Linked DNA regions of Homo sapiens: region 1 is linked to region 2. Evidence: read pairs that join two places in POLR2A ChIA-PET (ENCODE). Cell type or tissue: HepG2. All regions are shown on one strand. Each heading gives the region's core, and the rest is flanking DNA. Links, peaks and the distances in the headings are about the cores only. Region 1 holds the start of ADIPOQ-AS1 (ADIPOQ antisense RNA 1). Region 2 overlaps ST6GAL1 (ST6 beta-galactoside alpha-2,6-sialyltransferase 1).

Region 1 (4,472 bases), core at 327-4,326, 180 kb after region 2:
CATAAATCTTTTATCACATATTAAAGTTCCACATATCTTAGGGTCTAATTCTGGTCACTCTTATCTTTCATTAACCTGTCTGTCTATTCTTATGCTAGGGATACTCTGTTTTGGGGGGGCGCGGTGGGGGTTTGAAATAGAGTCTCACTCTGTTGCTCAGGCTGGAGTGCGGCAGCACATTCTCAGCTCACTGCAGCCTCCACTTCCCAGGTTCAAGCAATTGTCCTGCCTCGGCCTCCTGAGTAGCTGGGACTACAGGCATGTCCACCAAGCCCGGCTAATTTTTGTGTTTTTAGTAGAGACAGGGTTTCACCATGTTGGCCAGGCTGGTCTCGAACTCCTGACTTCAAGTGATCCACCCACCTCGGCCTCCCTAAGTGCTGAAATTACAGGCTTGAGCCACCGCGCCTGAGCCAGGATACTCTGTTTTAACTGCTATGATTTTGTAATATGTTTTCAGTACCTAGCAAGGTTAGCTGCCTATCCCACCTAAATTACTGTTTTTAAAAATCTTATACAGTCTCACCTGTGTGCTCTTTCAAATGACCATCAAAAAAGAAAAACATTAACACCCCTGAAAATTCACCAGAAGCAAAATTAAGAAAAGGGTGTAATGACAAGTCACAGACTTCAAAACATGGCTATTGAGGAAGGAAACAAAAGATTCTGCCAGAGCATGGCAAGGCTTCTAATATCACTGTAGCCTCCCACCCACCAAGACTATACTAAAAAGAAGAGGATTGGACAAATTCCTGTGAGTTCTCCTCAACCTGGGGCAAAGAAGACTCAACAGGTAAGTAAGTATCCCAAGGAAAAGTCTAGAAAAAACCTGTCAGAGTACAGACTCCTGTCAGAGTACAAACTAGCATATCTCAAGATCTCTGTGGAAGAGCTGATGGTTCCTAGGGGTTACTAGGAACCTGTGGACCTAGAGGTATTCCACCATGGGAATAGGATGCATGGCCAACGAGATGGGTTAATTTGTGGTACCAAACATTTAACAGCATTTTAGAAGAGAGAGTAAAAGCCAGGTTACCCAACAAAGGCTGCACAATCCCCAGAGTCTGCTTCTATTCTCTCTTCCCTCCGTCTCAGAAAAGTGGAAAGAAAATGAGATTTCAGCTCTTGCTCTGTGGCTGGGAGGTGAGACATGCAAGTATCAGAGATGGCAGTCATGCTCACTGTATCAGAGCAAACAAAGTCTAGAAAGACCCACGTTCAACACAAGCAAGCTGGATCAGCCAGGTATACTACAGAAAAGCAACAAAAAAAAGAAATGAACAACATGCCAAGAACCCAGTCTGGGAAATATATATATATGTAATATATATATATATATATAAATATATTTGCTATACATACATTATCTATATTTGCTATATATATGTATATATATACCAAAATTTAGAAAAACCCACAAAACTCTCCATGAATTCCTGTTTTTGGAAGACTGTGATAAGAACATGAATAAAATAAAACAAGAGGAAGTTCAAAGATAAGAGGACAAATCAACGGAATTTCCCAGAACATTGTTAAAGTTAGAATGGTGAAAGCAAGCACCCTTGTTTTGTACCAATTTTAATGGGGATTTATTTAGTGTTTTGCTATTAATTATAATGTTGGATATTATTTACAATTTGTTATTCTTTATCATACCAGGGAAATAACATTCTATCTTTAAGTTATAGTTTTTTTTGTTTGTTTTGTTTTGTTTTGTTTTGAGATGGAGTCTCACTCTGTTGCCCAGGCTGGAGTACAATGGCACTATCTTGTCTCACGGCAACCTCCGCCTCCCAGGTTCCAGTGATTCTCCTGCCTCAGCCTCCTGAGTAGCTGGGATTACAGGCGCCAGCCACCATGCCCGGCTAGTTTTTGTGTTTTTAGTAGAGACGGGATTTCACCATGTTGCCCAGGCTGGTCTCAAACTCCTGATCTCAGGTAATCCATTGGCCTCGGCCTCCCAAAGTGCTGGGATTACAGGCATGAGCCACCGTGCCTGGCCTTAAGTTATAGAATTTTTTAGATAAAGAAAGGTTGAGCATTGACTTAAGCTATTTCAGCTGGCATGAACAAACTATTTTGGAAGGCCCTTATTTTCTAGCACCACACTACAAAGAACCTCAGTGCAGTCCTCAGAACTTGCCCACGTGAAAGATGAGTGAGACATTTCATCATATTTTCTTTAAACAACCGGACTTTCTGCCACATAACAAATTGAATGACTCATTTTACAAAGGCAAGTTCTTCCATTACCGGTATTTACAGGATTGCTAACATTAAGGCTACAGGTTGTATAACTCTATCCCCCAATGTCTTGAAACTATAAAGAAAAAAAGTCCAATGAAATTGGGGTTTATTTTTCATAACAGCATAGCTTTTGGTATCAGGCAGCTCTGGCTATGAATCTTTGCTCTACAATTTACTAGCTGCAGCTTTGAGCCAGTTAATTATCTTCTCTAAGCTTCAGTTTTCTTATCTAACAATGGGGTCAATGATATTTAATGTACAAGATGTTGTAAAGAGTAAATAAAATAATGTATTTCAAGCAGCTACTTCAAAATGATAATTATATTATTATTTCTATTTTTAAGATTATGATGTACCCAGTATAAAATAGACAATAAATATTTACTGAATAAATCAATGATCTTTGTAAAGAATTCAAAGATGAAATACAAAGTCTCTGTCCACAAGGGATTTCTAAGCTAGGAGGTTAATTGCTAATAAAATACATGTAAGTGAAGCTAGGGTTTTAGGTGTAATCTTATGGGTGCCTAATGACTTGACTCTATTATCCTGTTGCCAAGTTTTCTTCCTAACTGAGCCTGAGCTTGGTGCCTGGGCACAGTCACAGTTTAATTTCCAACCCTGTGTACTTTTTATTTTTATTTACTTGTTTTTTTGAGGCAGAGTCTTTCTCTGTTGCCCAGGCCGAAGTGCAGTGGCACTATCTTGGCTCACTGCAACTTCTGTCTCCCAGGTCAAGTGATTCTCCTGCCTCAGCCTCTCAAGTAGCTGGGATTACAGGTGCACGCCACCACAACCAGCTGATTTTTGTATTTTTAGTTTCACCATGTTGGTCAGGCAGGTCTCGAACTCCTGACCTCAAGTGATCTGCCCACCTTGGTCTCCCAAAGTGCTGGGATTACAGGCATGAGCCACTGCGCTCAGCCCCCTGTGTACTTTCTAGATGTACATAAAATAAATACAAGCTAACTCACATTAAAAGGAGAGATGGCATAAAAATACAGGAACTGGTGTCTTACGGCCCCCGTGGGTTGGGATATAGTTAAATCTCAGGAAGGACTGAACCAAAAAGTAGAAAGCATCCAAGATCTCTCTCTCTCTCTCTCTCTCTCTGACTTTCAATTCTGTTTCTCTCAAAGCCTCTACCTTTCTCACAGCTGGGCCTCTTCTTGTTCTACACTGCAGGGCAGAAGGACCCATGAGTCCTGAATCTGCATGTTTTACATCCATCCTAATTCGTATTCCTGGAGGAATCTGGTCGGCCCAGTATCTTAGCCCATTTTGTGCTGCTATAGCAGAATACCACAGACTGGGCAATTTATAAAGAACAGAAATTTGTTGGCTCACAGTTCTGAGGGTGAGAAAATCCAGTGGCTCAGACCTATAATCTCAGCACTTTGGGAAGCCAAGGCAGGAGGATTACTTGAGCCCAGAAGTTTGAGACCAGCCTGGGCAACATAGCAACACTCAAATCTCAAAAATAAAAATAAAAAATGTCTGCAGAAAATGTCCTAAATTTGCTGAAAGACCTATATTTATAGATTCAAGAAGTTTAATGAACCCTAAAATGGGTGAAAGTTGAAAACACCCAGACACATCATAATCAAACTATTGAAAATCAGAGGTAAAGAAAGCATCTTGAAAGCAGCTGGAAGAAAAAATTATAAATTACACATAAGGGAAAACTATGACTGCAGGTTTCTCATCTGAAACCATAGAGCCTTTGAGATAAAGAGAAAAAAAAATATATATATATATACACACACACCATGGGTCCCAGAAGACAGAAACATCTTTAATGCACTGAAAAAAATAAACTAAATAAAATAAAATGCTAGAAGAAAGAACTGTCAACTGAGAATTCTATATCCAGTAAAAATATATTTCAGGAATGTAGAAAAGATGAAGGCATTCTCAGATGAAGAAAAACTAAGAGAATTCATCATCAACAGACTTGCTTTAAAATAAATGCTCAATAAAGTTTTTCAGGTTGAGGAGAAATTACACCAGAGAGAAACACAGAACATTAGAAATTAATAAAGAACAAAGGAAATGATGAATATCTGAATATGTATTTTTCTCCTCTTAAATTCTTTAAAATATATATATGACTGACGAATGCAAAAATCATAACATTGCCTATAATGTTTCAGTGTATATAGATGTAATATATATGACAACTACAACATAAAAGAAAGTGGATAGAGGTACTAATATGATTATAA
Region 2 (4,327 bases), core at 265-4,264:
TGTTGTGACCAGTGACTCTGAAACTTTTTTGGGTCACAGATCCCTTAGAGAATAAACTGCAGTCTACAAACTCCCTTCCTGGAAAAATGCACGGACACACTTATACGCATACACATACATTCTACACACCTAATCCACAGACAGTTTTGCACGCAATTGCAGGGATTCATGACCCTCTGAAGTTGGTCCATAGCCCCCAGTTAAGAATTACTGACCCAATTAAATCTTTTCAAAGAGAAAAGCTGAAAATTACCCAGGTTGTTGAGGCCAATAGAGTCCTCCACTAATCAGGAAAAACAACAGAATTTCAGAACCTGGAAATGATGTGCAGATCTATGCTTCAAGTCTTTTCAAAGGTCAATTGTAGGCTTTTGATTATTGGTAGCAGCGGAACTCTCTTTTTCAAATGAAATCTTCTACACAATTCCAATATTTAAAACAGATGAAAATAAAACTATTCTGTTCCCAACACAAAGAAACAATAAATGTTCAAGGTGATAGATATTCTAATTACCCTGATTGGATCATTACACATTGAATACACGTATCAAAATATCCCCATAAATATATCTAATTATTATATATCAACTAAAAATATTAGGAAACAATAATGAAGCTCTTCTAATTGATAAAAGATGCGGGGGCCTAGAGCGCCATCTGTTCAACTCCCTCTGTGTCACTTGTGACTCTGAAAAAAACACTGCCCTGGGCCCACTCCACTGGTCCGCTGAGCCACACTTGGGCCACTTGTCTCCCATACCATCAATATGCCCAGCCAGTCCCAATAAGCACTGCCATTCACAGAACAACCCCAGAACATACCGATTTCTCTGCCTAGTTGGGAGGACTTCAGAGATCCCGCTGACGACACAACAGCACACCTGCCCCAAGGCCCAGCCTTGGTCCTAATGCTCTCCTTGGGCAGATAACCCTCCCATTCAGAGGTATTGAAGGGAAAATCTGTGACCTCTACCATGGATACATTCACATGGTCCCGGAGGTGGCAGCGCAGGGCCTCTGCACTGAACTTGATGCCTGGTCCTGGCCCCTTGTAGGACACTTTGTACTTGTTCATGCTTAGGTAATTCTTCCAGATCTTTTGCAGCCTAGGGATAAGGTTTTTGGAAGAGCTGTCCTTGTTCCACACCTGGAAGGAGGCCTCTGGTTTGGCCTTGGCTAGGCCTCTGAGACTGCCGAGGGTCTGGCGGCCCCTGTGGGGGTCCTGGGTGCTGCTTGAGGATACAGACTGGGAATCAGACCCCATGGCCAATTTCCCCAGACTCTTTAACACCTGGAATTCCTTGGTTTGCAATTTAAAGGAATCATAGTAACTCCCTTTCTTCTTTTCCTTCCACACACAGATGACTGCAAACAGAAGAAAGACCAGGACGCAGCAGCTGAACTTTTTCTTCAGGTTGGTGTGAATCATAATGAAGATGTGTTCAGGGAAGTCACTTTGTTCTGAGCAGGAAAACAAGCCTAAAAAAAGTGAGACAAGGAAAAACAAATGATGTAAAGAAAAACCCAATGTGGCATGAGGCGGAGCGATGGACTGAGCAATAGATTTGAAATGAGGTGACTTGAATTCCAGCCCTGGTCTACCTCCTGGCCACCTCTGCAGCCTGTTAAGCAATTCTCGACAAAAGTCAGACTCAATTTGGGCTTTGAACGTGGACAGCAGTCCCTCTTCCTCTTCCACTCTTCCACTCCCTTCTTCCTCTTGAGCCATGAACACTTTATATGTCCTCCCATCATTACTTTTTCTATGCTGAATATTAGTTTCTGGTTGCCTTGGTCTACCTCTCTGACTGCACTCTGAGTTTCTTGAAGTCAGAAACCACATCTTGCAAATCACTCAGTTCCTAGGGCCTTGTAACATTTGTTAAATGAAGCCATGCATGCTTGAAAAAAAAATAGAATAAAAAAAAGCAGGCTGACTGTTTTACATCACCAGACCTAAACTTCCTAAAATAGTAAGTGGCCCAACACCCCTTCAAAATGGCCAGAAAAAGACTTCTCGTTATAGATGATGCCATAGATTTCTGATGTATCTCTCTAAGGGCTGCGATGCTGGACTCCTGCATGAGAAGATCGAGGGTTATCTCCACCACAGTTTTGTGCAGTGCCCTGCAAGAAGAGCACTGCTGAGACAGGAAGCTGACTCACCTCATGATAGAGGCTAGGAATTCTGGGTAAGATAGCAGACATGTAGCCAACTAAGGAAATGGAAACAAAAATTCATTAAGCACGCTAGATGTTATTTCACTTAACTTCACCATAACCAGGGCCACCATGAGACACAACTCTGGGGGCACCACGCATAGCATAGTCTAATACGAAGGGCATCTCCTAACCTGTACAGGGTTCACTTCAAAGGTGTTATAATCTCCATTTTATGGATTAGCAACCTGAGGCTCTAAGAAGTCAAGGGAAGTGCCCAAGCTCACAGAGCTGAGGAAATGGTTGCACTGAGGTTCAAATCGAAGTGGATTTGATTCCATAACCCATGTCCTTTCCAGTACAACATGCACAGAACTGCAAGAAGCTCTGGAAAATAGATTTCACTGAGCAAATAGAGACTGAATAGTCTCTTTATTTCTGAGTAAACACCTACTTTGTTTTCTCAGAATTTATTGTGTAACTGAATGGAAACTGGAAGCACTTTGAACTCAAATAATGTCTGTATCTTTTGGAAAACATTACATTCTTTCCCCAATCACTGGGTTTATTTACAATAATAAATCAAAGCAATCACCTCCGGGGTTTTGCTAACCCACTAGGGGTCTGAGGTCCCTTCCCATGGATCCCGCTCCTAAGGATATCAGGAAAAGGTAGTAGGAGTACTGGACTGGGTGTTCACAAAACCTGGGTTCTTATCCCCATTCTTGGTGACCTTGGGCAGGTCACTTAATATTTCTGCCCCTGAGTTTTTCAGAATAATTATCTCTGCCCTATGTGATTTGCAGAGTGTTGGGAGGGCAAAACAAGAGCATGGTATTCATTGGATTTGAACTAGATAAGCAAAAAGGCACAGAAGGTATTCTGAACAGAGACAGGAGAGCAGCAGCTCAGCCTGGGGGCCATGTGGAGGTGATACGGGTAGTGAAGACAGCAGTGTGAAGCCACAGCCATGACTCAGCAGCCCTGAGCTCCAGGCTCTTCCCTGGGAATTCTCCATGAACTGACATCCAGCTCATTCCTGGAATCCATTGGCAGTACCAACCAAAGCAGTGCTTCCACCATCCCAGACCTCAGGAACCAGTGACTCTGGGAACGATGGGCTCCTATCTTGGGCTGCTGAAGTTGTGGAAATGATTAAATGTACACAGTGGAAGAAGAATTCAGATAGAAGATCATGAAGTGAAGGGTGGAAGCTTGTTGTATTACCAGAAACTAAGGAATTCAATTTCCGCAGACACCCAACACAGGTAATCACATGACCATATGACAACTGAAGAAGAACTAGAGAAAAGAAGGAAAGTAGCATTTAAGGAGGGCCTACTACGTGGTAGTCACTTTCCTTGCAATATCTCATTGAACCTTTACTACAACACTATGATAGAGATATTGACAATCCTATTTTAGGAAATGGAAAAAACTGAGACTTAGCAAGGTTATAGGGTTTCTCCAATGTCAACAGCAAGTCAGTTCTAGAACCAGAATTCCAGCCCAGGTCTGTCTGACTCTAAAAGTTCATCATCTTTCCACCCAAGGACATGCATCTGTGATAAGGGACAGTGAGAAGTCAGTGTGATCAAGTCGGACTCAAGGTCACTAGAGAGGCAACTTCGTCTGTCAGACAGTCGCAGACAAGCCACCTTCACCATCAGTGCTGCACCTGCCATCCCTGCTGTGCACTGAGTGGTAACACTCAGGTACTTTCCGTATTGGTAAGGTTTTACAGACCTATTATACTCCCGTGAGATAAGCACAGCAGATTTTATGAGCTCCATTTATAGCTGAGTATAGTGAGGTTTGGAAATACAAATAATTTTCAAAGTTGCATGAGTGATTTGGAAATAGTGGACTTAGAACCTGACTTTCACATGTCTGAATGAAACAAGATGGCAGGAAGGGCCTGATTCACTGTCACAGGAGTGGAGGCTCAGGCAGCAGCTGCCCAGTACCTACTCTCCAAGGTGTGGTTTCCCAGGAAAGAAGAGTTCCTCCAAACAGCTGGGTCTAGCGACAGTCTTGCAACCATCAGACAGCCTCAGCCTTCACAGCCTGTGCTCTGTCATGGCCTCAGGGCACTCATCTGAAATCTCACATAAGGGCTCATGTGGTCCCTTGACACCACCCTTGGTTGAGGCTCCAAGTCCACCAG

Evidence for each region. ChIA-PET counts read pairs that join two places held together with the same protein. Peaks named below come from ENCODE experiments on the same cell type or tissue, not always from the same donor. Only the 100,000 strongest peaks of a DNase experiment are listed, where the experiment ranks them.
Region 1: POLR2A ChIA-PET joins it to region 2 with 12 read pairs; 4 of 35 experiments call an interaction of 5 or more read pairs at or near these places.

What each region holds. Positions count from the first base shown.
Region 1 is chr3:186,858,699-186,863,170 of GRCh38, reverse strand. It overlaps ADIPOQ-AS1 (ADIPOQ antisense RNA 1), which reads left to right and starts at 1,803. Exons shown (of 4, transcript NR_046662.2): 1 at 1,803-1,938. RefSeq lists an enhancer at 1,997-2,291. In HepG2, for the core only: no CTCF peak of the experiment used is centred there; a DNase peak (open chromatin) is centred at 2,170.
Region 2 is chr3:187,039,806-187,044,132 of GRCh38, reverse strand. It overlaps ST6GAL1 (ST6 beta-galactoside alpha-2,6-sialyltransferase 1), which reads right to left. Exons shown (of 8, transcript NM_173216.2): 4 at 823-1,479. The coding sequence starts at 1,429. Among named protein-coding and RNA genes, the nearest start is that of RPL39L, 98 kb to the left of the region's middle. RefSeq lists an enhancer at 2,230-2,299. In HepG2, for the core only: no CTCF peak of the experiment used is centred there; DNase peaks (open chromatin) are centred at 2,152, 2,632, 3,122 and 4,042; H3K4me3 peaks cover 3,102 bases.